2 separate regions of the Homo sapiens genome follow, and region 2 is linked to region 1. Evidence: chromatin loops called from intact Hi-C (ENCODE). Cell type or tissue: ascending aorta. All regions are shown on one strand. Links, peaks and the distances in the headings refer to the core of each region. The heading gives the core; the rest is flanking DNA.

Evidence for each region. Hi-C counts contacts between places; a loop is a spot of excess contacts. Peaks named below come from ENCODE experiments on the same cell type or tissue, not always from the same donor. Only the 100,000 strongest peaks of a DNase experiment are listed, where the experiment ranks them.
Region 2: it touches region 1 in a loop (2.3-fold over the local background); 1 of 110 quality-filtered maps calls a loop at or near these places.

The regions. Positions count from the first base shown.
Region 1 is chr4:87,616,126-87,632,216 of GRCh38, reverse strand. All of the region lies in intron 3 of DMP1-AS1 (DMP1 and DSPP antisense RNA 1), which reads left to right. DSPP (dentin sialophosphoprotein) reads right to left here. Exons shown (of 5, transcript NM_014208.3): 5 at 15,344-16,091. The coding sequence ends at 15,649. Among named protein-coding and RNA genes, the nearest start is that of DSPP, 16 kb to the right of the region's middle. In ascending aorta, for the core only: no CTCF peak of the experiment used is centred there; a DNase peak (open chromatin) is centred at 11,881; H3K4me3 peaks cover 1,484 bases; H3K27ac peaks cover 3,487 bases.
Region 2 is chr4:87,499,844-87,515,934 of GRCh38, reverse strand. The region is part of intron 1 of SPARCL1 (SPARC like 1); the gene reads left to right. Among named protein-coding and RNA genes, the nearest start is that of SPARCL1, 21 kb to the left of the region's middle. RefSeq lists an enhancer at 4,550-5,050. In ascending aorta, for the core only: no CTCF peak of the experiment used is centred there; no DNase peak of the experiment used is centred there; H3K27ac peaks cover 3,837 bases.

The DNA of each region.
Region 1 (16,091 bases), core at 9,595-13,594:
GTTGGTTTTTCTAATCTTAAGTAAGCAAGTGTTTGTAATGTTTTTATGTCAGAATGCATTTGATTTTTAAAAATGTTTGTCTCTTTTCCATGAAGGTAGTTTAATTAATTCTTTGTCTTAGGATTTGGAAGTGGATAAAACTGGTTTTTTAAAAATGTTTTTATTTGTAAGAACAGTTGAAAGTTGCAGCTATTTGGAGACTATTTTTGAATTTACAACACCACAGCTTGGTTATTTGAAAAAGGTTGATTTCACTCTGCCACAAAAATTGATTCTTTTCCAATCTGGAGACCTCAAGATGTTCTGATTTTGGAGAAAATTGCTAGTAGAATAAAAATGGCTAACACTGAGAACACTATGTCCCACATTTTTCTTTGCCAACTTTAAATAATGCTTAGAATAGATTACACATCAGTTCTCCAACATTTTCTCCTTGAGACTTCCTTCCTACCACCCTTCATGGTCAATAAAAGGATTCCAGAGGAGTCAATTCTTAATTAGCAAAAGGAAAAAGATTGGTCTAGAAAAGAGTAGCTTACTCTGAAGATAAGTCATCTGTCGGTGGCAAACCAGTCCAACCTCGACAAAGATGTGTGAAAACCTTCCATTGACATAATTTAATAAGACAGTAAAGCAATGCCATCAAAGCATCTCAACATGAAATATCAGCCAAATAGTTGTTGGTTCTGGATACAGACAAACTTGGTAGGGCATATTTTCTTCCAAATGCTTCCTTACTTTTACTCATGGCATTTTTTTTTAAGAGACAGCCTCACTCTGTTACCCAGGCTGGAATGCCGTGGCATGATTATAGCTCACTGCAGCCTCCAACTCCTGGGCTCAAGCAACCCTCCAAGCTCAGCCTTTTGAGTAGCTGGGGACTCAACATGTTGCCCAGGCTGGTCTCGAACTCCTGCCCTCAAGCACTCCTCCCCGTTTGGCCTCCCAAAGTGCTGAAATTACAGGCATGAGTCACTGCACCTAGCCCTTATTCATGGCCTTTTTTTTTTTTTTAACCAATTAGGATTTTTCACTTTGCTGTTAAAGTATGTAATTTTGGCAAACCAGATTATACATACATTTCTATAAATTTATATATGTATAAAAATATTCATCTAATGCACCATCATGTCAAAAGATAATAAGAAAGGTGAAGCTGAAATAGATTTGTGACTTCTCCAGTAGTCAATTACATCAATGGTGTTTTGCCACTCTAGGTTAACCAAATTTGATGAGCAGAAGCATAATAATCACTGATACCTTTGACAATGGTAATTATTACTATTATTATTATTATTGCATTTTTAGTAGAGAGGGGGTTTCATCACAGTGGTCAGGCTGGTCTTGAACTCCTGACCTCAGGTGATCCACTTGCCTCGGCCTCCCAAAGTCCTGGAATTGCAGGCGTGAGCCACCATGCCCAGCCCAACGACAGTAATTATTATGAAGACAGGTAAACATTTCACTTAGATATGCATTAAGCTTCATATTGTATTATCACGTTTGCAGTCCTTGGTTTGATTGGTATGTTTAAGAATCCACATGAACCAAGTTAGAGTTGTCCTCTTTAAACACAGGCATGAAAACTGGTAACCTTCTCAAAGCATTCTTACATTCCCATTAATTGTAAGACCAAAAAAAGTTTCTCCTTTCTTAGTAATAGAATATCTACATATCTACTAGGTTACTTTTCTGAGTACATAAAATTACATACATAAATATCAACTGAAATCTATGTGCTCATTTTAGTATATTTTCTAATCTTATTTTCAACAGTCTAATATATTGCTATTTCTTCACTAATGCTTTTTTTGTTTGTTTGTTTGAGACAGGGTCTCACTCTGTCACCCAGGCTGGAGTGCAGTGCCGCAATCTCAGCTCACTGCAACTTCACCTCCTGGGTTCAAGCAATCTTCCCACCTCAGCCTCCTGAGTAGCTGGGACTACAGGTACATGCCACCACGCCTGGCTAATTTTTGTATTTTTTTGTAGAGGGGAGGTTTCACCATGTTGACCAGGCTGGTCTGGAACTCCTGGACTAAGTGATCTGCCTGCCTCGGCCTCCCAAACTGCTGGGATTACAGGCATGAACCACTGCACCTGGCCTGCTAATGCTTTTAACTTTTTTGTTGTTTGTTTGTTTGTTTGTTTGTTTGTTTTTTGAGATGGAGTCTCGCTCTGTCGCCAGGCTGGAGTGCAGTGGCGCAATCTTGGCTCACTGCAACCTCCGCCTCCCAGATTCAAGTGATTCTCCTGCCTAAGCCTCCCAGGTAGCTGGGACTACAGGCACATGCCACCACAACTGGCTAATTTTTGTATTTTTAGTAGAAACAGGGTTTCACCATGATGGCCAGGATGGTCTCGATCTGTTTTAACTTTTTAAAATTTTGCAATTTCTTCTTCCACTCCTTAACCTCTTTGTCTCTTCTTTCTCTAGGTACTTGTTAATTATCATCAGGGTCAGACAGAATCCTTGTAGGCATTTTGAAAAAAGATAACATTTCCTTCCTTGAATAATTTAAAGGAATGAATAGGTTTGTCCAAGACCATGTTTATTATTACTTTAGGTCAAACTATTTGAAATTGCTGGGTTTTTTTAATTAAATTTTTAAAAAACCAAAACCCATTGAAATGTAGCAACGAGCATTGCCCTACATTATTTTTTTCTTAGCTCCGTATCTCATCTTCTTTTTCATAATATCTCTATGAATCTTATGAAACTTATGCTCCAGGCATACTGGTTTAGTCATTGTACCCCCAATACATTCTGCTTTTAATCAATGGTTCACCTCACTCAGAATGCCCTCCTTGCTACCTATCAATAACCTACACATCTTTTATTTATTTATTTTTATTTTATATATATATATATATAATTTTTTTTTTTTTTTTTTTAGACAGAAGTCTTGCTCTTGTTGCCCAAGCTGGAGTGCAATGGTGCGATCTCGGCTCACTGCAACCTCTGCCTCCCAGGTTCAAGCGATTCTCCTGCCTCAGCCTCCCAAGTAGCTGGGATTACAGGCACCTGCCACCACACCCGGCTATTTTTGTATTTTTAGTAGAGATGGGGTTTCACCATGTTGGCCAGGCTGGTCTTGAACTCTTGACCTCAGGTGATCCACCTGCCTCAGCCTCCCAAAGTGCTGGGATTACAGGCGTGAGCCACTGCGCCCGGCCATAACCTACACATCTTTTAAAGCCCCCTTCAAATACAATAGTGAAGATAGTCTTCTTCCTGACAACTCACAAGCACTTCTTCCCGCACTCTTTATGTTATTCAGTATTTAACATGAATTTATTGATCAAATTAGTTTCCAGGCACTGTACTGGGGATCCAAGGAAGAATAAGACAGACACACTGTCTGCTCTTCAGGAATTTAAAATCTGATGAGCGACACAGGCATGTAGATGTCTCTCACATGTCTGAAAGAGAGCAGATTAGCTCTCTGGCATCTTCTTATAAGGGCACTAATCCCATTCATGAGGGCTCCACTCTCATGACCTACTTACCTTCCACAGGCTCCACCTCTTAACACCATCACATTAGGGGTTCAAATTTCAACAAATGAATGGGGGGGAGTGGGACAAATATTCAGCACATGACACTATCCCAAAACCTAGTGACTTGAAACCTCAATTTATTATTATTATTATTATTATTATTATTATCTTTTGAACTTCTATGGGTCAACTACAGATTCAGCTGAGTGGTTTACAACTGAGGTCTCTCATGTGTTTGCTCTCAGATGTTGGCTAGGACAGGAATCATCTGAAACCTTCTTCAGTCACATTTCTGGTGACTACAGAGATAGCTTAGGGCTGGACATCCAAGGTATCTCCCTAACAGGATGGTAGCAGAAAGTTAGCTGGATTTCTTACCTGACATATGAGAACTCTAAGAGACAAATACAGAGGCCTAAGACCCAGATGGCTCAGCCTTAGACAGATGCAGAAACCATCTGCACCTCAGAAAGCGGAAAGAATGGGTACAGATAAATATAACTTCTGGGTAAGGGAGAATGAAATTATTAAAATATCAATCCCAAAATTGTTCTGTAATATAGATTCCCTCGGTGGCCAGTAACTAATGCAGGGCAAAAAAGATTCCATGATCAGATTTATTTGGGAATTTCTTAGTTTAAAAAAGTCAATGAGCTTCTTAACTATGGAGATTTTCAGAGCCTGTTATGAGCTAATAATACTTACTGGTAATCTCCAGAGTCCCCCTTTCTATTGAACATTCTTCAGAACGGGGTTTTATGGATCACATCCTAGGAAATGCTGTACAAATGTTTCTCCCATCAAGTAGCAAGAAGTTTTCTAGAGTTGTCATTACTTCTTTATCAGTCAGTATTTTCCAGAAAAACAGACCCAGTAAGATGCGTATATAGAGAAAGAGGGAGAGAGAAAAAGAGATTTATTTTAAGGAATCAGCCTGCTCAATTGTGCAGACTGGCAAGTCCAAAAACTGCAGGGTGGGCTGGCAGGCTGGAAACCTAGGGAAGACTTGTAGTTCTAAAGAGTCTGAAGGGAATCTGCTCTAATTCCCTCATCTTCCCGGGACCTCGGTTTTTTCTCTATTAAGGCCTTTAACTGATTGGATGAGGCCCATCCACATTATGGAAAGCGATACGGTTTGGCTCTGTGTTTCCACCCAAATCTCATTAGTAGCTCGCATAATTCCCACGTGTTGTGGGAGGGACCTACTGGGAGATGATTGAATCTTAGGGGCGGGTCTTTTCCTGTGCTGTTCTTGTGATAGTGAGTGGGTCTCACAAGATCTGATGGTTTTAAAAACGGGAATTTCGGCTGGGCAAGGTGGCTCACGCCTGTAATCCCAGCACTTTGGGAGGCCAAGGCACGCAGATCACGAGGTCAAAAGATCGAGACCATCCTGGCCAATACAGTGAAACCCCGTCTCTACTAAAAATACAAAAATTAGCTGGGCGTGGTGGCATACGCCTGTAGTCCCGGCTACGCAGGAGGCTGAGGCAAGAGAGCCGATTGAACCCCAGGAGGCGGTTGCAGTGAGCCCAGATCGTGCCACTGCACTCCAGCCTGGTGACAGAGCAAGACTTCAAAAAAAAAAAAAAAAAAAAAAAAAAAAAACCAGGAGTTTCTCTGCACAAGCCTTCTCTTTTTGCCTGCTGCCATCCACATAAGATGTGACTTGCTCCTCCTTGCCTTCTGCCATGATCATGGGGCCTCCCCAGCCACGTGGAACTGTGAGTCCAATTAAACCTTTTTCTTTTATAAATTGCCCAGTCTTGGGTATCTCTTTATCAGCAGCATGAAAACGGACTAATAGAGAGGGTATTCTGATTTACTCAAAGTCTACTGATTTAATTGTTAACTTTAACTTAAAATACCTTAAAAATGCCTTTGAAGAAACGTGCAGAATAATGTTTGACCAAATATCTGGGTATAGTGGCCTAGCTAAGTTGACACATGAAATTAACCATCACAATTTCTAAAATAATTTTTAGGGCAAGGGTTGCTACTTCTACATATGAAAAAGAGAATTCTCATTGGTCATAAAAACTTGCCTTAAATCTTCAATGCCTATAAAATATAGAAAACACCTATTTCATTTACTTAGCAGAAGCTAACTTAGCTTGCAATGAAGGAATCCTCTCAGTCTAGATTGTCTATTGACCGTACACTCCAGAAGGGAAAATAAGATGTCGTTATGGATGAGTTTGTGTCCTAGGTAAGCATATTAATCAATATGCAGCATTCAGATCTTAACTTTGGCTTTCCTGATTTAATTCAAGGTAATTAAACCTAGCCTCCCTTCCAAAAAAACCCACTTCACTGGAGATGCTAATACACACACTTCACCTGGTTGACATTGTTTAGCTCAGGGATTCTCAAGGTGTGATTTTCCAGGCAATAGTATCAGCCTTACCTGGGAATTTGTTAAGAGATGCAAATCTTGGCCTTTACCCTTACCAAATCAGGAACTCAGCAGGGAAAGACAGGAGATGGATCTTTGTTTAAAACAAGGCCTTTGTGGGTTTCTGATACATACTCAAGTTTGAGAACCACTGGACTCTTTCCATCTTTTCCACGTGTGGCTCTTCTCTCAATCACTCTACTGAGTTTCAGAAAACAAAACAGGTGATTACTAATTCAGAAAACAAACCAGGTTATTACTGAGAAGCAGTGAGAGGATGGTAAGGAGTAGAGAGTAGCAACGAAGAACCTCTTACCTGAGATAGCAGCTGACAGAGCCAATCCAATGCTAGTAGTTGTCCCAAAGATTGGCCAAGATAAAAACCAGGGTTGATAGTCCAAAACAGGATCACCTAATACAAAAGATAGGAGAATGTGGGAGCTAAAAAGAGGAGAAATTACAGGAGTTGATGAAGGAGAGGCCTTTAAGAGCACAACATAAACGTATCTAATGGAATTCTTGAGATGAATACAAATACCCACGTCAGCTTTTTAAATTATCATGCTGAATTGCTTTGGCATTTGAGGGGCATTTTTTTAAAGCCTCACTGAGAATCCACAGGATTATCAGTAGAATTTAGTAAGTGCCCTTGGTGGGTAACTCCCCATGGAAGCTTTTCCTTCCACACGGTCAGTAGGTCTAAGAACACAAAAAGTATTTTTTGGCTTTCCTATATTTTCACTGGTGGAAGTCAGCCCATTCACACCTAGTGAATAGAAAAAAAAAAGTAGCTTTAGGTTAATATTACAATAAATCAAAAAGAGGCAGATGGCTGCATCTTCTCAGAGCTACCTCTATTCCTGCCTAAGAATCAACCTCATGAGCTTGGTAGAAGGACATTCTGCTAGTTATTCTTTCTTGAAAGACCAGGAATATCAAGAGATTTGGATTTCAGAAAAACAATCCCCTAATTTTTAAGGTTTTTATTCATCTTGTCTTCCACCCGTAGCCCAATAATCTCATTTTAACGGATGTCAGATAGTCATGTTAGTCTCAAAGGGGAACATCTCTGAGATTTCTGGCACATGAAATATGAATTTCTCTGATAAATGCTTCAGCTCCTCACTCAAGTAGCCCTTTTATGTAGTATATAGTATGTACATCCGCTGATGTATTTCAAGATAATTTAGATGCCTAATTTTCAGTTGTCTTTAAAAAAAAAAAAAAAAAACTTAGACCAATTAAGTTTAACAGAGTTTAACTGGGCAAAGAAGGATTCATGAATCAGATAGTCCCCCAAACCAGAATAGATAGAAAGAGATTCCAGCGCTGCTGCATTGTCAGAAGGATTTATGGACAGAAATAGGAAGGCAGTTTACAGAAAGCAGAAGTGAGGCACAGAGACAGCCAGCTTGGTTACAGCTCAGTGTTTTCCTTGTTTGAACACGGTTTGAACATTTGGCTGTGAGTGGTTGAAGTATGCCTGCTGTGATTGGCTGAGACTCAGCTGCTTGTTACAAGGGTAGGCTATAGTCTGTTTACATATCCAGTTAGGTTACAGTTCACTATGTATGGATAAACCTTTAGGCCAAACTTAAAATATGCAAGGAGGCAGCTTTAGGCTAAATTTAATTCAACCGCAGTCATCTGATAGCTAGATATTTCTCAAACTACCTATGGTTAAAAACCGGTTATATTTTTAAATTTCAAATCCATCATGGATCAATACTTTCATAAAATTCAATGAAAATGAATTACTAGAAAAATGATCACATGGGATTTCATGACAGTGTCAAGTTGCTATAAAAGATAGAAATGCAGGCCGGGCACAGTGGCTCACGCCTATAATCCTAGCACTTTGGGAGGCTGAGGCGAGTGGATTGCCTGAGCTCAGGAGTTCAAGACCAGCCTGGGCAACACGTGAAACTCCGTCTCTACTAAAATACAAAACATTAGCTGGGCATGGTGGTGTGCACCTGTAGTCCCAGCTACTCAGGAGGCTGAGGCAGGAGAATTGATTGAACCCAGGAGGCAGAGGTTACAGTGAGCCAAGATCGCACCACTGCACTCCAGCCCGGGCAACAGAGCGAGACTCCGTCTCCAGAAAAAAAAGAAAAGGAAAGATAGATATACTTGCTCTCCATTTCTGTGCTTTTGAACTTTTGAACTCTATCAGATTACAGGCCAACACTACTTCACTGGTCACGCTGTGATTGGCAGTGATGTAGGTACTGCAAACACCTGCAGGTTGATAAGATTATTTCAAGAATTCTAAAAAGCTAGAACTGGCAATGGTGTTGCCAAAGCTCCACCCAATAGACATCTAGATTTGGACATTTCTCCATCAAACATTCCTCTGAAGATAGTTCTGTGAAGCAAGGAAGACAATAGGTGACAAACTTATCTATACACAAATGCTAGCATTACTGAGCTGGCATTTGCCTCTCTGATAAGTCCAGGTAAGTTTACTTACCTGTCAATTGCCATTTTGTTTCATGGCTTTCTCTTTCTAAGTGGAGAGCCGTGAATAATATTGTGGATGTGCTTTCTGATTATTTGTGTGGATTTTTTGCTTATTTTGTTTGTCCTGGATCTAGTCGGAGTGGAAAAGAGGACTGTGGTGAGAACTTTGGGTTGAACAAAATAGCTGCACTCTTCTTTTACAATCCTGAAATGAAATTCAGTACCATCAACTGGCAGATAATGACAGGTGAAGATTTGAGCTTCACTGAAAGAAAAAACTCAGAACAGGTTTTGAAGATTAGACTCTTCTCACTATTCAAAATAGCAAAGACATGGAGTCAACCTAGGTGCCCATCCATGGCGGACTGGATGAAGAAAATGTGGTACATATACACCATGGAATACTATGCAGCCATAAAAGAATGAAATCGTGTCTTGTGCAGCAACACGGATGCATCTGGAGGCCATTATCCTAAGTGAAGTAACTCGGAAACAGGAAACCAAATACCACATGTTCTCACTTGCAAGTGGGAGCTAAACATTGGGTACTCATGGACATAAAGATGGCAACAATAGAAACTGGAGGGTACTAGAGGTAGGAGAGGGGAGGGGTTGCAAAACTAACTATTGGGTACAATGGTCAGTACCTGGGTGATGGGATCGACTGTACCCCAAACCTCAGCATCACACAGTATACTCAGGTAACAAATCTGTACATGTACCCCGAATCAAAAATAAAAGGTGAAGTTATAAAAAATAAAAACCAAAATAAAATCTCCTGGAAATCTTAAAAACAATAAAATGTGTTATTTTAACTGTCCTTCAGACAAGCCAAAAAGGGTGAGGAGAAGAATGTCAAAATTAGAAATTGAACTTCAGAAACACAGAGCCAAGGAAACCCCTGGGAAAGAAGACATCTACAAAGTTAGTGCACAGCGACCTGGATTCCAGAGAAGACTGTTGAGTTCAGTTTAGAGATGAGAACTGCTAACTACCACAACCTGACAATTTATGGTGGGCTTCTAGTAACAGAATAGGATAGACAGAAAAGAGACAGAACGTGAACCTCCGTTTACGTGGAGTGGGTGAGAAATGAGAGTGAAGAAGTTGTGCCATGCTGCAGGGTTTAAGCAAGGAAAGCTGTATGCAAAACACAAGAATTCACAAAGTGGCAATGTGTTCTCAGGGTACAGATAATAATTAGCAAAAGAGAAACAGAGACGATGGGAGCGATGCAAAGTCCAACAGGTGATATTGGGTGATATTTAAAGAACAGACAGGCATCTGGGAATCCTGCCTGATTCTGAAGAACTAGCACAGGCGATCTCAACCACTGGGCCACAGACCAATACCGGTCTGTGGCTTGTTAGGAACCAGGCCGCACAGCAGGAGGTGAGTGGCAGGCAAGCAAGCATTGCCGGCTGAGCTCTGCCTCCTGTCAGATCAGCCACAGCATTAGATTCTCATAGAGTGCAAACCCTATTGTGCACTGTGCATTCGAGGGATCTAGGGCGCACTCTCCTTGTGAGAATCTAATGATAAATGTAATGGGCTTGAATCATCCTGAAACCGTCCCCTCCCTTCCTCGACCCTGTCTGTGGAAAAATTGTCTTCCAAGAAACTGGTCCCTGGTGCCAAAAAGTTGGGGACCACTGGACTGGCGGGATAGGCAGAGTCTTTGTTTTAACAGAGACATACGTCCTCAGAAAACAAAAATTAGCTCAGAGTGAGAGAGTAAAAAATCTCACCATTTATCAGGCTACATTAATAGACATATATAAAGACAGCAGCAAACTGAACAGGAACTATTTCTCTTAAGGGTGTTGAAGCTATAAAGCGTCATAACAACTCCCTTTGTTGAATGGACTCCTGCCTTATTAATCATTAAGAAACTTTATTTTTTTCAAAATCAAAGATTATCAGAGACTTTGTTGCTGTAGATTATATCGGTAAGAATGAAACACTCCATTCTTGCCTGGAGAGTCTAAGCTCTTTTGACACAGAAGCAGTCTCAATTTACAACCCAGGTGCAGAGAGATTCAGATAAGGGGTTTCTGGATACAACAATCCATCTTCATCCTAACTTTGTACCTTGCAAAGAAACAGGAGCCTGGGTCTATTTCATAATCCAAATCCTTATCCCTGTTTTCTTTGAACCTTTCAAACACTGCTTCATTTAAATACTATCTACATTCCACTCATTCCCAAAATCCTATAATAATTCTATCTTTTCCTTTGCTGAGCCACCTCTGCTGTGGTCCACAGCCACCTTCATTGCATTGCATCCATAAAGTCAACTGTATCAGATAACAGGTTTGCTCCTGGTGTTCTCAGGGTGATTGGGCTGGGGAAATTCTCATCCGTTTACCAGAATAGTATGAAGAACCTAGACAGAAGCCAACTTAGAAGATCAGGTCACTCAAAAGGAATTGTTGCTTTGGGACAAGGTCCGAGTCTACTTGTTGGAATCAAGATATTAGGATAAGACAAGAAGTAAGTGTGCCATCATGCTGTACCTAAGGGTTGGTCTGTTGCAGTCTGAGTATCTCTTGCCTTCAGTTCTGTTTGGTCTCAGAATAAAAAAGATGGAGTTAGAATAGCAAAGAAAGATTCAGTGGTTTCAATTGAGGAAAGTGCCAGGAAGGTAGGAACCAGCTGGTTGAGACTGAAATCCAGGAGTGTACAAAAAGACCAGTGATATAAGCCCAAGCACAGCAGTCCCTGGCCAGGGGGTTTGTCTGGGTTCTCACAAAGGGAGATGCCTGGGAATTAAAATCTGCAAAGGGCGAAGAGTTTCCTCCCCACAGAGCTTTCTTAACCTCTTTGAAGAGAAAAAGACTAGGGAGGAAAATAAGGAAACAGAGTAAAGGAGAGATGGGTAGAGCAGGTTGCGAAGCCCAAAATAATGGGTTTGGGAATAAGGGAAGTATCTTATGATCAAGCTCTATAAAATCAGTGCTTCATGCTAGAGTGGGAACTGGGCAAACTCATGGAAGACAGATTGAGTCTCATGTATCTTTAGATTTTGCACAATTTTTCTGAGCTGCAAGACTTCCCCATAGGAATTGAGTTTTTTCTTTTTTTTCTTTTTCAGCATCTGAACCCAAGATCCCTGTTCAGAGGGTAGAGGATGGGAACATTGTGTTGTTGGTTTGTTTCATTCTCTAGAGGATTTGCTTCCAAGCAGCAGTGAATGGATCACTGTGAGAACACAATGATATTTTCATCTATGACTAAACTATTCTATTCTGTTCCTGCTCCTTTTAGGGAGAGGAAAATTGTTCCTGGTTATTTTGGTCTAAAGTTTTTCAAAACTTCCATTACAAATCATAAAGCAAGTTTGACTTCTGGGAAATTACACTTCAGTTAATAATTTTAAATGTATTTGTATGGTGAAGTATAACTTTATAAATGTTATCTTTTTATGTAAAAAATATATTTTTTAAACAACAACAACAAAACCTGTTACCACATTTCCTGATTTGTGGTATGACCGACACAGAGAGAATTCTCCGGTCGATGGGGAGGACAAGACCACCTCTGAGAGTAAGTTTTCAGATCTTGTCTTCAGTCATCTGTGGAGTAATCCATGCAGCCAGAAAGAAATCTTGAATTTCTAACAAGTCCACCAGCACCATCCTGATAGCCTCTTGTTCAAGAGTGACAATGTTTCCTTGGCTCTTTTTACCGTGGTACAGATAAATCTAGAAACGCATTCCACTGCCACTCTTCCCTGTCCGTCTACACATACATCCTTCTTTCTTTCTTTCTTTTTTCTTTAAAATCTCTGCTTCAAAGTGGGAAAGAAACTTAGAGGTTTCTAGGGAAAAAGTGAATGTGAAAAAGTGAATATAAAATGATTACTAGCAGTAATTATTTTCTAAACCAATGGCTTTCAAACTTTTTAAAACTACAATCAACAATAAGAAAGGCATTTTCCATCAGGTCCTACTACATGTACACTTGGACATATTTGTGTGTGTACATATATAGATAGATATGATCCAGGTTCACAAAACAGTACAGATGGTACATTATGATTTTTCTTTTTTATTCTTTTGTTTTATAAAATATTTATCATTAGTCACTAAATTGATATGATCTACTAAATGAGTGGCAACCTGCAGTTTAAAAAATACTGTTTTTGTGGGCAATATTAGCAGACAGCCTATTAATCTTTATTCCAGAAAATAACTCAAAATAAGCTTTGTTTCCTAATACCAGACTTCTTGTGTTCAAAGGATCTACTTTTGCGATGTTCTTTTGTAGTGTGTCTGCTCCATTCTTTCCCTGAAAGTCCAGAAGTCAATGCAGATGTGATTATATAAGAAAATCAAGATCATATCTTTGTTACTTCTGGTATCAACCCTAGATTCTGAACATTCCCTGCCTCTAAATATTTCTTAAAGTAAATTCTTTATAAGAACTGGCTAGAAATTGATCCAGCTTAGGCTGTTACTGCAGGCAATATCTGCAGAGACTTTTATCAGACTGGAAATGGCTTAGAAAGTGATGGAACAATAAAGGCAGATCAAATACCTTATGGCACTTCATAAAACGAAATACAGCACACCCGTGAAGAAAAATGAAGTTGATCTGTGTGCTATGAACCAATATTTAAGGTATTTATTAAATTGAAAAAAATAAGATGAACGCATTGTGTATAGTAAACTTCCACATGTTTTTAAAAGGGGAATGTATGTACATAGAATATTTCTGAAACGCTCCACAAGATATTAGTAATGGGAATTGCTTATAGGCAATAGGAAAGAGATATAGAGGGCTGGGAGTGTAGAAGGGTCAAGATTTAAGATAATACTTCTGTATACCTCTTTATGGTGTTTGTTTTTTTTATTTTGTGCATATACATATATTACTTTTTTAATTAAAAATAGCTAATTTTTAAAAGAAATATTATACATCAGATTTTGTGATAGAGGGGGTATTTGCAAACTCTTTAGGATGAAGGGAATTTTCTTTGTGAGCAATTGTATAAAAGGATATTTACTTTAATAAATGGATATTTATTATAACACCGAGATTTATCTCCTTCATTTATGTATCTTGTGTAGTTTACAGAGTTCCATGTCCATTGCCTGACTTAGTGTTCATAGCAACCTTTTGAAATAGTTGTGACACATACTAGAAGCAATGCTTTACAAATTAAAACAAAACAAAACGAAAGAAAAAACCCTAAAATCTAAAGAAATTAAAAACCTAGAACATATTATATGGAAAGAAGTTTAGAGTCATGACATGACTGTGATGTAGTACAAACCTGGACATTTTGCACTCTTAAGAGTTACCAAGAAGTTTATGAATAGTATTTTTAAAGTCTTCAACAATACTCCTCACAATGTTGATCTCTTACCTAAGGACACTTGCATAGAGGAGGAAGAAGGCAGAAAAATAAACCTCCTGAAACTCTTCATAAAATATGCCTAATATTAGAAGGTAAATGGTCAACTAACAACTGGTTGAAAATTAACATTAAAGAAGTTGCATTCATAATCTCACTCTATAGATTTTCAGCTTTGCTTTAGAACAAAGCTAAAATAATTACCTCAATGGAAAAAGATGGAGATTTCAAAGCGTCACTACTAAATCTTGAAAAATACCCTTAAGGTTTATGGGTTAGGGTTATAGTATCTCCCAGTTTCCCTGGGACAACCCCAATTTATATCTCCTGTCTCCGTATAATTACTCATAACACCCCTTTCATTCTCCAAAGTGCCCTAATTTAGATGATAAACTATATCTCCACACTATTAAATATCAATCTCTATTCTCTATACACCTTTAAGATTGTCATTTTCTAGAAATTGGGCTTCATCTTGGGGCTAAGAATTACCTTCATTCATGCCAAAGCTGAGTGATATATACTCAGATCGTAACTGCATATATGACTCTCAAATAAGAAAGAGAAGTTTTCCAAACCATTACCCACCAGCAGCTTTAGCTTTATTAAAGAGATTAATAGTGGGAAGGGAGACTCAGGGTCTGGTTTAGAAGTTTTGGCGTGTTGAGGTTTTCAAGGGAAATGTGAACTAAGAATGACTTGGTGAGACTGATGTAAAGATAAATAATTGATACCACATAACACAGTTTTTTTGTTTGTTTGTTTTTTTGAGACGGACTCTCGTTCTGTCGCTAGGCTAGAGTGCAGTGGCACGATCTCAGCTTACTGCAACTTCCGCTCCTGGGTTCAAGCGATTCTCCTGCCTCAGCCTCCCAAGTAGCTGGGACTAGAGACGCGCGCCACCACTCCCAGCTGATATTTGTATTTTTAGTAGAGACGGGGTTTCACCATGTTGGCCAAGATGGTCTCGATCTCTTGACCTCGTGATCCGCCCACCTCGACCTGCCAAAGTGTTGGGATACAGGCGTGAGCCACCGCGCTTCTAAGTGATGCTCCTCCAGAGTCATTCATGTGTCATTTACTGGTTAACATTTGGAGAGTGGCTCCTGGGAGTAAGACACTGTTCTAAGCACTGCATCAGCTTTGTCAATAGTTTTAGGGACTTTGTACTAAATTTCCAGTGGTTTGTTGAGATGTATTTTTTTACATCAGATTTTAACATCAGATGCTATACATCAGATTACAGATCAGATTTTATACATCAACCTGTCTCTGAGCTCTTTCTGACTAGCACTCTTTAGAATTTCTGTGACTTATAACTACTCTATTTGATCATTAGAAAGATTATTCCCATAGCCCAGGTAGGTTGAATAGTAGCTGCAATTTTTTTTCATGTAACAAATAAATGTATTTCTTCCATAGAACAAGCAACTGAATCCAAAGCCAAGTTGGCTATCACAGTACAGCATCTTTTACTCAGCGGTAAGCAGACCACCTCTCCAGAATATATAACTATGGAGACTTAAGGCAATGCCACAGGTTGCTTTTAAGATGTGTCTGCCTGCTACATTCTCTGCAGCACATGGCACTTAAATTGAAGTTATCATGTAGTGATTACTTGAGGTTTCTGTGTGAAGTATTAAAGAATATTTTAATTGTTCTTTTATGTTTAGATTTACACTTTTAACAAAATATTTTCAGAACATGAATATTAACAGGCATGTACCAAAGGTCATGCATTCAGAGTCTGTCTCTGCAGGAGTTAGGTCTTGGTTCTGAATCCAACTGTTTGATTTGATTCCCCCAGTTGTTTTTGTTTACATACGTCTTATGTTTATTTCTCCCCTTTCTTTACTTTCTTGGAAATCTTTTTTTCCTATCCCATTACCAAACTTTTCACAAAAGGAATCTTACGGGTTTTTCTTTTGTTCTAATCATCACTGGTTGAGTGGTTACTGTCACTGCCTTCACTGTCACTGTCACTGTCACTTCCATTGTTGTTACCGTTACCAGACTTGCTCTGGCTGTCACTCTCATCATTGCTGTCAGATGTGCTGTCACTGCTATCACTGCTGTCGCTGCTGTCACTGCTGTTGCTGCTGTCACTGCTATCGCTGCTGTCACTGCTGTCGCTGCTTTCATTGCTGTCACTGCTGTCGCTGCTGTCACTGCTGTCGCTGCTGTCACTGCTGTCGCTGCTGTCACTGCTGTCACTGCTATCACTACTATCGCTGCTGTCGCTGCTATCGCTGCTGTCGCTGCTGTCACTGCTATCACTGCTGTCGCTGCTATCACTGCTATTGCTGCTGTCACTGCTATCGCTGCTGTCGCTGCTGTCGCTGCTATCGCTGCTGTCACTGCTGTCGCTGCTGT
Region 2 (16,091 bases), core at 6,486-10,485, 110 kb after region 1:
AATAGCAAAGAATTTATAGCAATCTCTACCATAATATTTATACCTATTAAATAAGAAATGTAAGAAATTGTCTCAAGGCAGTTACTCATGTGAGTTAGAATAGAGTTGACATTTGTGGGTGTTTGGCTCTTAATGGGAGACCTATTTCTGCCATGACAAATGATTCCTCTGGAGATTTGTTTTAATGGTACATGGGTCAGCCAATAGAAAAACTCTAGGCATTTGAAATTCAAATGCTGGATGTTCTCTATAAAATGCTGTCTAGCTATCATCTTTTAAAATTCCAGCTGAGGTTCTCCTGAAAGTTTGGTAATGAGACACCCTGTTCCTAACAGAAGGAAAGGGCTCTCCTTCCAGTTACCTATCATCCCTCATCTTTAACCTCTCTAAATCCATAAAAAGAAACAGTGGGATGAAGAAAAGAAAGAAATAACCTAAGGACTCTAGTAAAGGGATGAATTAAAGTGTCTGAATTATTCATTATTGGGGTTATTAAGCCATTTTCTGCCTTATGCATGTTTCAAAGATATGATAACATCTTTCATTTCATTTTTACAGTTGGTGAAATTACCAAATAACTATAGGATCACATTTGAATCTCAAAACAACTCCAGAAGATAGATAAGAAAATGTAATATTACCTTTCCTGTTTTGTAGATGAAGAAACCAGTGACTTGATCAAAGTCTCTTAGCTGGTAAAAGGCAGTTCAAGTCTGGAACTTAGATCTTCCAGTTCCGTACCAACTGTCCTTTAAACTATGCAGCTGCCTTTGAATAAGCTCACGCATTTGAGCAAAATAATATTGATTTAGTTTCACATCAATACTGCATATTTAAGTCTTTGAGAATAATAATTCTGTGAATTCCAAAATTTGTCTCATTTTTGCATTTTTCATCTGGAGTTTTATTTTCTATTTCTGCAAAAATAATCTGTATTTTGTAGTCAGTGCACACCAAACTCGAATGTCTCAAAATAAATGACTTTTTACTCATCCAAGAATAAATGGTATTCATCATACTTAGCAAGGACATCATGGTTTTGATTTTTCAAAGTACTTTGCAAGCATCAGCTAATTAAGCCTCCCTGAGTCTTCAGTATGACAGTTGTTTTCAAAATATCTCTCATTTCCCAGGAAAGTTCTCCATTCTGTCTTATTTATACAATCAGCACATTTGCTCAGTTCTTAAAATAAGAAGCTAAAGGCCATGAAATTATTTTTGATCAATATGTGGCAAATACAATTAGCTCAGTGAGACAAAAATGCCCAGTGACTAGTCTAAAGGACAACGTGGAACACAATGGAAGAACACAAGGCGTTTTAAAGTCTAGATACTGGATTGTCCCACAAGGTCCTTCAAAAATAAAACACAGGCATCTTCTTTATAATTGAAACTTGAAGGGGTTTCCTGCTTGGATCATTCTAAATGACATGACCATACTCTGCGTTTAAATTTTGTTTTCAATTACAGGATGGAAAAAAACTCTTAAAAAATAGTTCCATCTTTGGACTCAGTAAAAATCAGGGACCATTCAGTAAATGTTGGCTCTCAAAAAGCCTGCACAAGTGGCCATCTGAGGTTATATGACAATCCCTAGACTTGTTCTATGCCTTAAAATATCTTCCATACAGCTACGCCAGGATTCTCAGCATTCGATAGCTCTTTTTGGGTTAAGAACAATGTGAACATACCTCTTACCTGAGAATAGAAATACATTAATTCAGGAATAATCTTTTTTCTTTTTTTTGAGATGGAGTCTCACTCTATTGCTGGAGTGCAGTGGCTCAATCTTGGCTCACTGCAACCTCCACCTCCTGGGTTCAAGAAATTCTCCTGCCTCAGCCTCCCAAGTAGCTGGGATTACAGGCTCATGCCACCACGCCCAGCTAGTTTTTGTGTTTTCAGTAGAGACGGGGTTTCACCATGTTGGACAGGCTGGTCTCGAACTCCTGACCTCAAGTGATCTGCCTGCCTCAGCCTCCCAAAGTGGTGGGATTACAGGCATGAGCCACAATGCCCAGCCCTAATTCAGGAATATTCCTATTTCCTCGGTATGGTTTAGATGCATGCAAAAAACAAAGATTTAAAAGTATAGAATATAGGATAGGTGAGTTTGTGTTTAATGAGTGAACTAAAAGTAAATATGTTCTGGAACTAGCTCCTGGGAAGCTTGAAATCCCCTAGGGGAGGAAGATACGGAAAAGGGGAGGAGAAACACTAAGGTTCTTTTCCCTTATATCACACTTAATACAAGACATATGTAGTTAATACAAGATATAAATGACTCTAATGATATTACTGATGACAGGCAGCAGGCAGAACAATGAAAATAATAATCATTTGCATGTGTAAGGTACTTCAGAGTTTGCAAAGAGCTTCCTCACCTCACCTTGCAAGGAGCTACCTTTGACATCGGAAGGAACTGGTATTCCCATCCTATATATGAAGTTTGGAGAGAGAAAGTAATTTGTTCAAGGTAGTATTTAGTACTTGGCAAAGCCAGGGCCCAAAGCCAGAACTTCTGGCTTCTAGTCTGTAGCCTGTTCACTAGTCTGTTTGGGGAGAATATTGGATACTGAGTCCAAAGCTCAGCGTTTCTAATTCTTGCCCACCTCTTAAGCCTTGTACATTTGGCCAAATAATTTAGACTCTTCAAATTTCTGTTTCTTTACATTTAAAAATTCTGTCCCTCCTTTCTTCATTGAATCAAATGAGACAGTATATAAGAAAACACTTTATAAACTGTGAAATGCTAAATAAATACAAGGAATGTATAACTAAATCCATCTTAATAAGTTAATATTCCTTGGAACCCTGCCTCAAGACATCCTTACAGTTAAACTTTCCTCCCTTTTGTGTTAAAGAATAAAGAGTTCCTCCTTCTCTTTGGAGTTAAACCTTTCACATGTGCTTTAATAGTAGACCAGTAAATATGTATCCAGGATTTACCAAGATGGTATTGTCTCACTTAATCTTCATACTATTTTATAGACAATGAGCTGAAGCCCCCAAAAGCTACACAATTTGCTTATTTACGCAAATTAAGTATTACAGCCTATGACATCCTGTTTCAGAACTTATGCCTTTAATTGTTATGAAATATTGTCTTGCTAATGGTTTTGGCAACTGGTCTGTTTTGCCTTATTTTGGTTTTCGGTTGCTGTAAAACAGTATGCTCTCACATTAAATGGCTTAAAATCACATCCCTGTATTTGCTCATAATTCTCCAATCTGGATTGGGCTCCACTGCATGATTCTTCTGCTGATTTTGTCTGGAGTTAATTCATCTGGCTTCAGTGAGCTAGGAACACATCTGGGGCTGAATCATCCAGGAGGGTCTGTTATCCTGCAAGGTTCCAGCCACATGGTCTCTCATCATTCAATAGTCTGGGTCAAGCTTTTGTACAGCATGGCTGATAGCTTCCACCAAGAGGAAAAACTCCAATGTGCAAAGGTTTACCAAGTTTCTGCTGGCATCATGCTTGCTAATGTCACATTGGTCAAAGCAAATCACAAGGTTAAGGCCCACATCATAGGGAAATGAAGCCCAGAAGTTGTGGTTTACTGGGGGTCATCATTGTTTACCATTATCTCCTCTCTTACCCTTTATCTTCAATTTTTCCTTATTTACCTGTCTTTTCCCTTCAGCACAGAAGGGAAATCTGGGGCCGGGCATGGTGGCTCATGCCTGTAATCCCAGTACTTCCAGGGGGCTGAGGCAGGTGGATCACCTGAGGTCAGGAGTTTGAGACCAGCCTGACCAACATGGTGAAACCCCCATCTCTACTAAAAATACAAAAAAATTAGCTGGGTTTGGTGGCGCATGCCTATAATCCCAGCTACTCAGGAGGCTGAGGCACGAGAATTGCTTGAACCCTGGAGGTGGAGGTTGCAGTGAGCCTAGATCACGCCACTGCACTCCAGCCTGGAAAACAGAGTGAGACTCTGTCTCAAAAAAAAAAAAAAAGAGAAAGAAAGAGGAAAGGAAAGGAAAGGAATCTGAATGATCACATTCAAATACAAATATAAATTTCCTGTAACTGCATATTCCCTTTAAGCTACCACGTTACTCTCCTTTGCACAGCCAATCATTTTTAGAGTGGTCTACACTCACTGCCCTCACTTCATCACTGCCTGTTCATTCTCCAATCACTGCAGGCTGGCATCCACCGACACCACAGCAACAAAACTGCTCTCCCTGAGATCCTCAATAACCTCTGCACTTCCAGAGGCAATGGATAATTTCCTGACCTTGTTTGCTTTGAACTCTCTGTGACATTTAACACTTCCCTTTTCTCATGTGACTCTTCTTTCTCTCACTGTTTGTATCTTTAGCTCTTCCCATCCTCTGATGGTGCCTAATGATCTTCACTCCCCAGGGTTCTGGCTCCAGCTCTCTGCTCAACTGGTTGAATAACTGCTCATGCTACAGCATGCAAGCTACATCTGTAACCCCAAACTCCATGCTTACCTCCAGACCTATCTACCCAAGTATCTACTAGATATCTCTACTCAAATTCAACAAGCCCAAAACTAATCCACCGTCTGTCTTCTAAAACCAAACCTTCCTCCTATAATCCTTCACCTTGGTAATTAATACCACCATTTACTAAGTTGTTCATATGAGAAATGTGACTCAAGACTTTTCCTTCTCATATTCCTACAATATCTAATTCGTCATTAAGTTTTATCTGTTCTTTTTTTAATTATTTCTTAGAACTATCCAGTTGTGTTTTGGTAAATGAGCAACCCATTCTCTGAGAGAGGGAGAGGTGGGTGACACTTGATGGTTTTCATGGTGTGACTGATCCTCCCACCACAACTGATTTTGATGCAGGATATTTTCTTGACCCCTTCACGGAACTCGCGGCAGGGGTGCCTTGTTTACTCAGCCCGCCCTGCTCAATCCCTTGCAGGAGGGAGTGCGCAAGCGAATGACTGCAGGAACCTGAGCGAGCGAAGGCAGGAACTGGCCACTTTGGCACCAGCAGGAGCAAACTCCATGTGGGCCCCTCACCAGCGTCCAGGTGTGGGCACCAGCCACGCCAAGCCCCAGAGGGCGTGTAACCATACTCTTAGCTCCACCGTCCGCAGACAGCAGTGTGTTATCAGCTCAGTGAGCCCTTTGCCTCATCACGTAGGGCAACTGCCTTCCGCCAGCAAGGGCAAAGGGCCAGTGCGACCGCCTTTTTGGATACCTGCACGTAGTGTGTCCGAGTTCTTGTCCAGTGCCCAAGAGGAATGAGGTCACACAGATGAATTGAAGGATGGCGAATGTGGAGAATTTTTTTTTTCAGTGACGAAAGCGGCTCTCAGTGGAGAGGTGAGCTGGAAAGGGAATGGGAAGGGAAGATCCCTCTCCTCTGAAGTCAAGCCACCTCTCTCCTATGTCCAGGCGCTTCTTCTCGACATCAGGCTGCTTCTTCCCTCTGCTGGCTGAGTTCTGGGGTCTTTATGGGCACAGGATGGGGACGGGGCAGGCCGTAGGTAGTTTTGGAAAAGGCAATATTCAATTGGTAAAAAGACAGTATTCAGAAATAACCAATCGGGAGAGAATGGAAGTTCTCACTTTGGGCTGTGGGTTTCAGGCTTTTCGGCTTGAAGGTGGGATTTTGCCAGCGACCCGCCCCTGTATGCCTACAGTTTCTCTGCCTCCTGTTGCTATCAATTTTAAGCTACCAACATGACGCCACTGAACAGAATCGGGAAGAGACATGCGGAACACATATTATATAGTATTTCCACCAACAGATATAATAGATGTAAATAACCTCAAAAGAGTAGATAATAGTAAAATAATTATGAAGTGATGAGTTTCTACTATTTTCTTTGCTTTTAACATAATTAAATTATACATGTATGTAATTTAATTTTTAATTGATGACTTTAACAACCAACTCAAAAAAGTCTTGAAATGTAACAAACAGCTCTCACAAACCAGTACAGGTTGGATCTATCCCTCTTTTCTCCACTCCTAAGACCACAGCCCAAATGTAAGGCTCTGACCACCTCACCTTGATGTTACAATTGTCTCTCACAGGTCATGCTACTGGTCTGTCCTCCACACAGCTGTCACACATACAAATCTGGTTATATCATCACCCCTGTCCACACATGTGTGCACACACACAGACATACACACATGCGTGCACACACAGACACTTACAATAATTCTTTGGGTCCCTATAGCTCTATGGCTGGAATTTTTAATTCCTTGTTTAATGCACTATGACTTTTACAATATGGCTATCTGCTTACTTTTGAGCCTTATCTACCCCAGCCCACTTCCCCTATTGACAGCCTAGAGACCCAAATATTAACATCCTAGAGACTCGATGCTTCTGCAACTTCACCCATGCTGCTGCCTGCCACCCTCTAGAGTACATCTAGCTGTGTGAGAACATCCTTCATACAGCTAACTACTGTTTATTAGTTTTCAAACCTCAGATCAAGAATTACCTTCTCTGGAGGTCATCTCTATACAGTAGTTAAGAACACTGTAGTTAAGAACACAGACAGACCTGATATCAAACAGAAGTGTTAAATATCTGCTGTGCCACTTCCTAGCTGTGTAACCCTGAACAAGTTACTTAATCTTTATGCCCGAGTTTCCTTACTAGTGAAATGATTACAATAATGTGCTTACCTGATAGAACTGTTCAGAAGGTTTAAAGAATATGTGTGTGCAAAGCTCTTAGAATAGTGCCTAGAACTTAAGTACTTTGGATGTAGTAAAGTTAGCTATTATCAACTACCTAATTTAAAAATGCCTCCTATCTCTCTTTCCATTGCATTATGTACATAATCATCACATTACACTATATGATTTTATATAAATATATTATATATTTATAGATACATTATTAGTATATACATATATAGATACGTGTATATAATACATATATAGATACATGTATATAAGTATATAGATTATATATGTACACATATAGTATACATTTAGCCCTCAACCTGTGGGATCTGACACTATCTCCAGGTGCACATACATAGTATATACACATATGTATACTATATATATATATATATACTTATATACATGTATCTATATATGTATATATTTATCTATATACGTATCTACATTACATACATATATGTATCTATACACACACACACACACACACACACACACACACATATGTTTCATCCACGGTTCCTGTCTCATAATTCCCATAGACCTTTTTATAATGTTATAATGTTGGTGCATTTTAGGCCTCATAAGCGGACCTCAGAATAACAGGATTTCTCTCTCTCTAATCTTCTATTTTTTTACCTGCTACTTTTTCTCCCCAAGGCAGGACTCTAATCTTCCTCTGCCTTTACCTACCTTGTGTGATTGTAGGTCATAAGACCCCCATTTCAGAAGGGGTTCTGCCCCATATTCTGGAGGAAGGAATGTTGCATGGAGAGGCCAAGAAGAGGCCCAGCACAGTGATCCATGTCTGTAATCTCAGCACTTTTGGAGGCCAAGATGGGACAATCGTTTGAGCCCAGGAGTTCAAGACCATCCTGGGCAACATAGGAAGATCCTGTCTCTACAGAAAAAAAAAAAATTAATTACCCAAGTGTGGTGGCAATCACCTGTAACCTCAACTACTTGGGAGGTTGAGGTGGGAGCATGCTTGGGCCCAGGAGGTCAAAATCACGCCACTGCACTCCAGCCTCACAGTCAGAGTGAGACCCACCTCAAAGGAAAAAAAAAAGAGGCCAAAAAGAATCTGAACAGATGGGCCTTACCGGGTTTCCCCACTCAGCCTTTGAGTACTAAAGCATACCCTTTTTGTCTAAACACATTTCTATGTGGTTGTCAATGGTGCCTATCCTTTCATGAAGTCTCCATAAAAGGCCCAAGGGGACGAGGTTTGAAGAAATTACAAGATAACTGAACCTATGGAGGTTCCTAGAGGGTGTGTTCCGGGGAGGGCTTGGCAGCTCTGTGCCCCTTCCCCCATACCTCACCCTTTGCATCTCTTCACTTGTATCTTTTTGTAATATCCTTTATTATAAACCAGTAAATCTAAGTAGGTGTTTCCCTGAGTTCTGTGATGCACTCTAGCAAATTAATCGAACCCCAAGAGGGAGTCATGGAAGCCCAACTTGAAACCAGTCAGCCAGAAGTTCTGGAGGCCTGATCTTGTGACTGGTATCTGGGAAAGGGAAGATGTCTTGTGAGACTGAGCCCTCAACCTATGGGATCTGACGCTATCTCCAGGTACACAGTGTCAGAATTCATTTGGAGGACACTCAGCTGGTGCCTGCTGCAGAGTTGATTGCTTGCATGTTGATGACAAAAAATCTCCCACATTTGGTCACAGAAGTCTTCTGTGTTGATTGTAGCGTGGTGTGAGACCACAGGAAAAGCAGTTAGAGATTTTCCACACCCAGAAACTCTTAAGAGAGAAACTATGTGTCCTTGTGCTTAGGCAGTGTCTAGTAAGTACTCAATGAATGAATTTAAAAAAAATGGATTAGTGATGCAAGTTCTGGCCAACTGGACATTCTTTCCTTTTGATTCATTCAGCTACATTTAGATTTAGGGAAATGAAGGGAACTTGTGAGATCATGTGAGATCATGCGGACAGATTAAAAGGGAAATATTTTCTCAAATTTAATTAGTTATGCATGTTGCTGCAACAAACAAAAAGAAATGAGCCTTATGATGCAAAACACGTTTGATAATTCTTACTCCCCTTTTAAGTTGTACCATTTGTAAGAAAATAGGGTAGCATTCCATGTGCCTAATTCCACTGTTATGTGTGATGAATGTCGGAAATACTCCTGGCATTAAAAGGAGCCTAAATGTGTGGCCAGAATGGACTTTAATGTTCCACTGGACAATTTTTCTGACCTCACAGCAAAACTTAAATTACATTATTTTCTGAGAATCTAAGTTGTTTATTCAAGAATCACAACTTAACTTATCAGGAAGATGAGAGAAAAAAGAATTAAAATTTATTGAGCATCTCCTAGGTATCAGGCATTTTTACCAGTACCATTTCTTCTAACTCTCACAAAACTGAATTAGATGTTTTATTAGTCAAGGTTCTCCAGAGAAACAGAACAAATAGGAGATAGGTAGGTAGGTAGGTAGGTAGATAGATAGATAGATAGATAGATAGATAGATAGATAGATAGATGATAGATAGATAGAGATATAGATAATGAGGACTTAGTTTACATTAATGGAGCCAGTCCCAAGATCTGCAGTCAGCAAATTGGAAAGCCAAGAGAGCCAATTGTATAGTTCCCGTTCAAGTCTGAAGACCTGAGAACCAATGATGTTGAGTTCTAGTCCAAGTCTGAAGGCCTAAGAATTGGAGGGCTGATGGTGTTAAGTCCCAATCCAACAGCAGAATATCAATGTCCCAACTCAAACAGATAGGCAGAGAGAGAGAGGGAATTCTCCCTTCCCCTGCCTTTTTGTTCTATTCAGGTCCCCAGTGGATTGAATTATGCCCACTCACATTGGGTAGAGCAATCTGCTTTATTCTGTCTACCAATTCAAATGTTAATTTCTTCAGAACACACCCTCAGAGACACACCCAGGAATAATGTCTAAGTAGATATCTGGGCATCCCATGGTCTAGTCAAGTTGACATATAAAATTAACCATCACAGATGTTATCCCCATTTTTAGATGGGGAATCTGAGGCTTAGAGGGCTAAGTAACTTGCCAAAGATCATATAGATGGCAAATGTTGCTCCAGAGTTCAAATGCATGTCTCTCTAATCTGAAAGCACCAGTCTGCTTCCGCTAAACCAATGGTTCTCAATCAGGGCGATTTTGCCCCCCATGGAACATTTGGCAATGTCTGGAGACATTTTTGTTTGTCCCTAGCTGGTGGGGGATGGGGGCTCGCTACTGACATCTAATGGGCAGAGGACAGGAATGCTGCTAAGCATCCTACAAGGCACAGGACAGCCCCCCACAACAAAGAATCATCAAGCCAAAATGTTAACAGTGCCAAGATAAAGAAACCCTTCACTAAACCATACTATTTTGTATTTCTATAGTTTTCAAAACCAGTAGAATAGTAATAACATACTGATCTAAAATATAAGGCTAGGCACAGTGGCTCATCCCTGTAATCCCAGTACTTTAGGAGGCTGAGGTAGGAGGAATGCTTGAAGCCAGAAGTTTGAGACCAGCCTGGGCAACATGGAAAGACCCCATCTCTACAAAAAAAAAAAAAAACAATTAGCTGAGCATAATAGTTTGCACCTATATCCCCAGCTACTTGAGAGTCTGAGGCAGGAGGATCACCTGAGCCCAGGAACTGGAGGCTGCAGTGAGCTATGATTGCAATTACACTCCAGCCTGAGCAACAGAGCAAGACCCTGTCTCAAAAATAAAAATAAATAAATAAAATAAAATATAAGTGACTATAGTTCCATAACTCTAATAAATATTTGTGGAATAAATGAATAAATAAGTAAACATTGAATTTAAAATGTAGAGGAAAGAAACTGCGTTTTTCAATGATTCTTTACAATTAGCATTCACTAGGAGGATAGAATGTTTTAAATTATCATCGCTAATAGAGTCCACATATTTACTTTAAGCATGAATTACCATATATAAAATATTTTATTTTAATACAATAAAAATCATGGAATATATTTTAGTGGGTTTAGTAGTTTAAGGGGAAAAGATAGCAGCAATTTAGGATTCATACAATTAATGGAATTATTTTCAATTTTAGAATCCTAAAATATTAGGGTTAGAGGATCATCTAGGTCTCACTCTTCATTGTTCATCACTTGAGAAAACTGTATCTAAGAAAGGGCAAGTGACTTTCCCAAGGTCTCCTGGCAGTCAGGGACACTGCTAGAGCCAGAATCCAGCTCTCCTGACAGTTTAATGCTTTTCTTGTTTTAAGGTGTTTTTCAATGTATTAGAGTTTTGGGGCAGCGGGGGGAGGTTGCTCCATGTTTTTACTTAAATACATTTTTCTTTCATGGAAAATTGAATTCCTATGCTTTTTGCCTTGTTTAGGCCATAAGATGTTTTATTGAAAGAAACTTTCAATATCAAGTAATCCAACCAACCTTCTAAGATAAGCCTTTTCCTTCAACACAAAGAAGTGCATTTTGCCAAGTACGTACCATCTTACTCCTTAAAATGTTTGGAACTTTTTGTTTAAAAACTCAAACTCAAAGTGAAATCTCAATTTGTCACAATGGTGGTTTTTTTGTTTGTTTTGGGATTTTTTTAGTTTTTGTCCCCCTTCCTTACACCTTTGTGTAAGAGGTAAAATGGAGAATTTGCAAAATAACTAGAAAAAAGCTGGAGTGGGAGCCAGGAAATCTAGCTTCAATCCCAGCTCCCCTTCTACAGAGCTCAGTGATCTCCAGCATGTCACACTGTAGGCTTTCTAGGCCTGTTCTTCATCTGCCACATCCTGGGGTTGTTGTAAAGATCAAATAAGGTAATATCCCATTTGTAAATTTATTTGGTAAACCCAAAGCACTATGGCAATAGAAATGTCAAGTATATTTTATATGCCATTACCCGTTCTAAATAAAGTAAACACCCATTCCATTGTTAATATTCTAAATTTCTCCTTGTTATATGTAGTCATTTTCAGAAGGATCACTTAGAAGAATTATACTTGAGTCTCCAAGTACATGTCCTTTTCATTAAAACTGGGAATTGATTAGTCCAGACTAGTAAGGTTATAAATGATTTAAGTTTCTCCCCACACCCCTGATTCAACCCTCCCACCCCCACCCCACCACACACACACACACACACACACACACACACACACACACACACACACAATACCAAATCACTTTCTATGTGCAGCTTTACTCTCTATTCTTCCAACTGACTGTTCCCTGGTCCAGGTGGCCCACCCTGGACCACCTGGATTTGAATAGTGAGATAGGTAAAAATGTGTTCTTGTTCCCAATATGATGAGGAAGTCTATGCTATAGCCCTGTTTTCTTCAATAAAAACTTCATTTGCTGCTAGTTTGAGAGGCCGAGGCAGGTGGACCAGTTGAGGCCAGGAGTTCGAGACCAGCCTGGGCAACATGGCGAAACCCCTGTCTCTACTAAAAATACAAAAATTAGCCAGGCATGGTGGCACATGTCTGTTATTCCAGCTACTTGGGAGGCTGAGGCATGAGAATCACTTGAGCCTAGGAGGCAGAGGTTATAGTGAACCAAGATTGCGCCATTGCACTCCAGCCTGGGCAACAGAGCAAGACTCTGTATTAAAAAAAAAAAAAGGAAAAAAAAAAACTTCATTTGCTGAGTTAGAACCAAAGACCCACAAAGACCCACAGGAATTCCTATGTGTCACACTAAAAATGATGATGATAATGACAGAGGAAAATATGAAGAAAATATGAAATGGAAGTCATCTGTTGTGAAATGGAGATGAAACATATACATATGTTGCCACTCCCTGCTAAAATTCCAGAATAATGATAGGAAAAGAATAGTAATAATATAGACTCACAGTGACTGAGATAAAAGAAGAGGAGACAAAGAAGACAAGTGTCAACACATCTTTAGAAGATGGAAGACTGACTTAGAACAGGGAAAGCTTAAACCTAAGAGTCTGCAGAGAAGGATGCCATAGACAAAGAAGGAAGCCATTCACACTGAAGAACCCATGCAAGTTTCCAGAATTGGAGGCACCAGGTGATTTGGAAGGCAGGGTGAGGATAGAGGCTGAAATCTGGAGTATTGGTTGAAAGCCTATCAGATTAACTCTTAGATTCAAGATCCTTCCTCCTGCCTGCACAGCCAGGGGACTTCCATGTTTCAACACAAACAGGAAAAAGCTTATTCTCTGGCTCTGCACTCAGAATAAACACAATGTCAGGTGGGAGGTGGAGCCATACAGAAACCTAGGGACTAAGTGAAAAATCAGTGTGTGCACTGAGAGAACTCCAGTCTCTTCACTGATTTCACAGAATGCTAGCAACCAGGTTTATATTTGCTTCTCAAGGTAAGAGGTATGAATTTCTCCTCTAGAGAAAAGAAAATCTCCCTGTAATATCTGTCAATGACATTTGGGGTGCCCCATCAAGACTGTCAGGTTACTGCTCCTTGGAAGCCCTCCAATGCTCCATGGAACTATTCTTTGGAAGCCCTCCAAGCCCTGTCCATAAAGTTCTAATTGGCTTTCTAGTGACTCACTGCAAAGTATTAATGGACAGCCAAATACATCAGACATTAGAGAAAAGCTTTCAACAGGAAAAACAAAGATCAAAACAAACTAACTGGGGAAAAAAGGAACAAGAAGGAAACAGAAACTGCAGGGTGCAGAGGAAATTTTCAAAATATTTGATTAATATCCTCAAGGAGACAAGAACATATGTCACACTAATAAAGAACAGGACAATATTAAAAAGAAGCCTTCGGGAAATAAAAAATTAACAGTATATAAGCATATTCTCACTCATATGGAAGCGAAAAAGTTGATCTCATAGAAGTAAGAAGTAGAACAGAGGATACTTGAGGCTGGGAAGGGTGAGGAGAAGAAAGGAATAGGGAGCTATTTGTTAAAGGACGTAAAACTATAGCTAATAGGAAGAATAAGTTCTAGTGCTCTATACCACTGTAGGATATTATATATTTCAAATAGCTAGAAAGAAGACACTGTTCCCAATACAAAGAAATAATAACTGTTTGAGGTGATGGATATGCAAATTATCCTTATCTGATCACTATACATTATATGTAGTGAAGCATCACTATGTACCCCATGAATATGTATAATTGTTATTTGTCAATTTAAAAATAAAATTAAAAAAGAAAATGAAGTATAAAGGTATAATTTTTTTTAATCAATAAAACAGGCCAGGCACAGTGGCTCATCCCTGTAATCCTAGCACTTTAGGGGGCTGAGGCAGGCAGATCACTTTGAGCTCAGGAGTTTGATACCAGCCTGGGTATCATGGCGAAACCCTATCTCCAGGAAAAAAAAAAAAATCAATAGGAGAGATGTAAGGTAAAAGTGAGAAAGTTTCCCAGAATGATAGACACACTGTTGAAGAGAAGAGCAAAAATGATTAGCAAATCGGAGAATCAACCCCAGAATTCTGATATTTAACTAATATAAATTCTAGAAAGAAAAGACAAAAAATAGAAGGGCAAAAATCATTAAGGAACTAACACATAAAATGCTCCCCAGAACTGAAATATATAAATTTCCAAATTCAAAGGGCCTAATGAGTTCCTAAACTAAATGTAAAAGTATCCAAACTAAGGCAGAGATGGTAATATTTCAGAAGACTAGGGCCAAATGTAAAAACATAAAAGCATCCATAAAGAAGAAAAAAATACTATGTTCATAAAAACATTGGGGAAAAACTCACATCAGAGTTCTTACTAGCAACACTGGAAATTATAAGAAAATAGACCAATGTTTTAAAAAAAATTCTGAGAAAAAAATACTCCAATCTAGAATTCTATATCTATTCAAACTATGTATCAAGTAAAGGGTAAAATACAGATATTTTTCTAATATGCAATACCTTAAAAATTCTGTCTCCTGTGTGTGGTTTCTCAAGAAACTTATGGAGTATGTGCTTCATCAAAATGAGGGAGAAAACTAAGAAAGAAAAATATATGGGACTTAGGAAGCAAGAAATCAAACAGAAGAAAAAAGACAAAGGGGATTACCAGGGCGTGGTGACCCCAGGTATGGACCCCAGGAGAAAAGCTGCCCAGCAGCCGGAGATACACCAGTCCAAAGGAAGCAAGAACTCCGAGGCTCTGGGAGTGCCACTTCCAAGGGGCGAAATGGACACGAGGGATTTCCTTACGGGGTTGTTGATGTAGCTCTGTTGTTGTTATTGTTGTTACCATATTAAGAGGAAATTTTAAATTTTGTTGGAAAATTCAGGAAGAATAAGTGATGGGTGCACAAAAAAGTACGTAAAAAGCTTTAAAAGGAAGGCAATTTTTAAATCAAAACCAAAGCAAAATATCGTTCAAGAAAATAAATGTCAGTGTGGTTCAACACATGAAATGACTACTTGGTTCAGCTGTGAAGAATATTTACATTGTCATGAATGTTAAATAAAAATTTAAACAAGAATTATGATAAAATTATTTTAGGAAGAGAAAGGAGGAAGAGAAGTGTGTGCGTGCGCGCGTATGTGCGTGCGCGCGTACGTGTGTGTGAAGTGATAGTTGTTGCAATATTAAATCCCTAGAGTAATATTTAATATATTTTAAAATATCCATTTAAGCACATTGTTTAGAAATATTGGAATAAGTAGCAGAAGAAACTGCTCAGTTTCTTTATAAACCTCAAAGTCTTACTTAAAACTCTGTGAATGTGTTTATGTTTGCAAAAAATAATTTAAAGGAGTCATCTAGTATTTCTGGGCGATCCATAAAACCTCTATTAAATACTAAAAGCTGCAGCCCTAATCCCAGTTACAGGTCAGACTACCAGACTTAGGGATATCCTGCAAAAAAATGTAGGCTGCCCACTACTTTCAAGAACCACAATAATATAACTGGTGTGTGGGAAAAGCCTTAGACCCAGAGTTCATCTGGAGACAACTTACTTAACCTCTCTGAGCCTCACTTGTCTCGTTTCTAAACTTAAAGAGTTCGTTCGGAACTAACTAAACTCAAATGAAAGGCAAATACCAAAAGTGAGACAGATCAAGCACAAACGCCAGCATCCCTTACAGAGGACAGTCTCAACTCAGATGCAGCCAACTGCTGTCATGAAGACCTGTTGTTGCTAAGAGGTCAGATGGTTCAAGAGAAACTGGAAATTTGGATTTTGACATGAAACCTCTGGAATTTAAAATACTAGTTTAAAATGCACAGTGCCTACCAAACCAAACCTATCTGCAGGCCACCCCTAACTCACAGATTGCCAGTAAAGACCTCTAAATCAGATGAACATTAATACCCTCTAGGTCTATTACTCTGTGGCAGTGCAGTGCTGCATGACTAAAAATCTTCACTGAATGAATGTGTTTCTTTACCACTAAACAGGCAGCGTGTTTTTACTCAACCTTGACATATGACTTTTTTTTTTCATTATGAATACTCATGAATCTTAAGACCTGAGATCTGCACAGAGTCTTTAC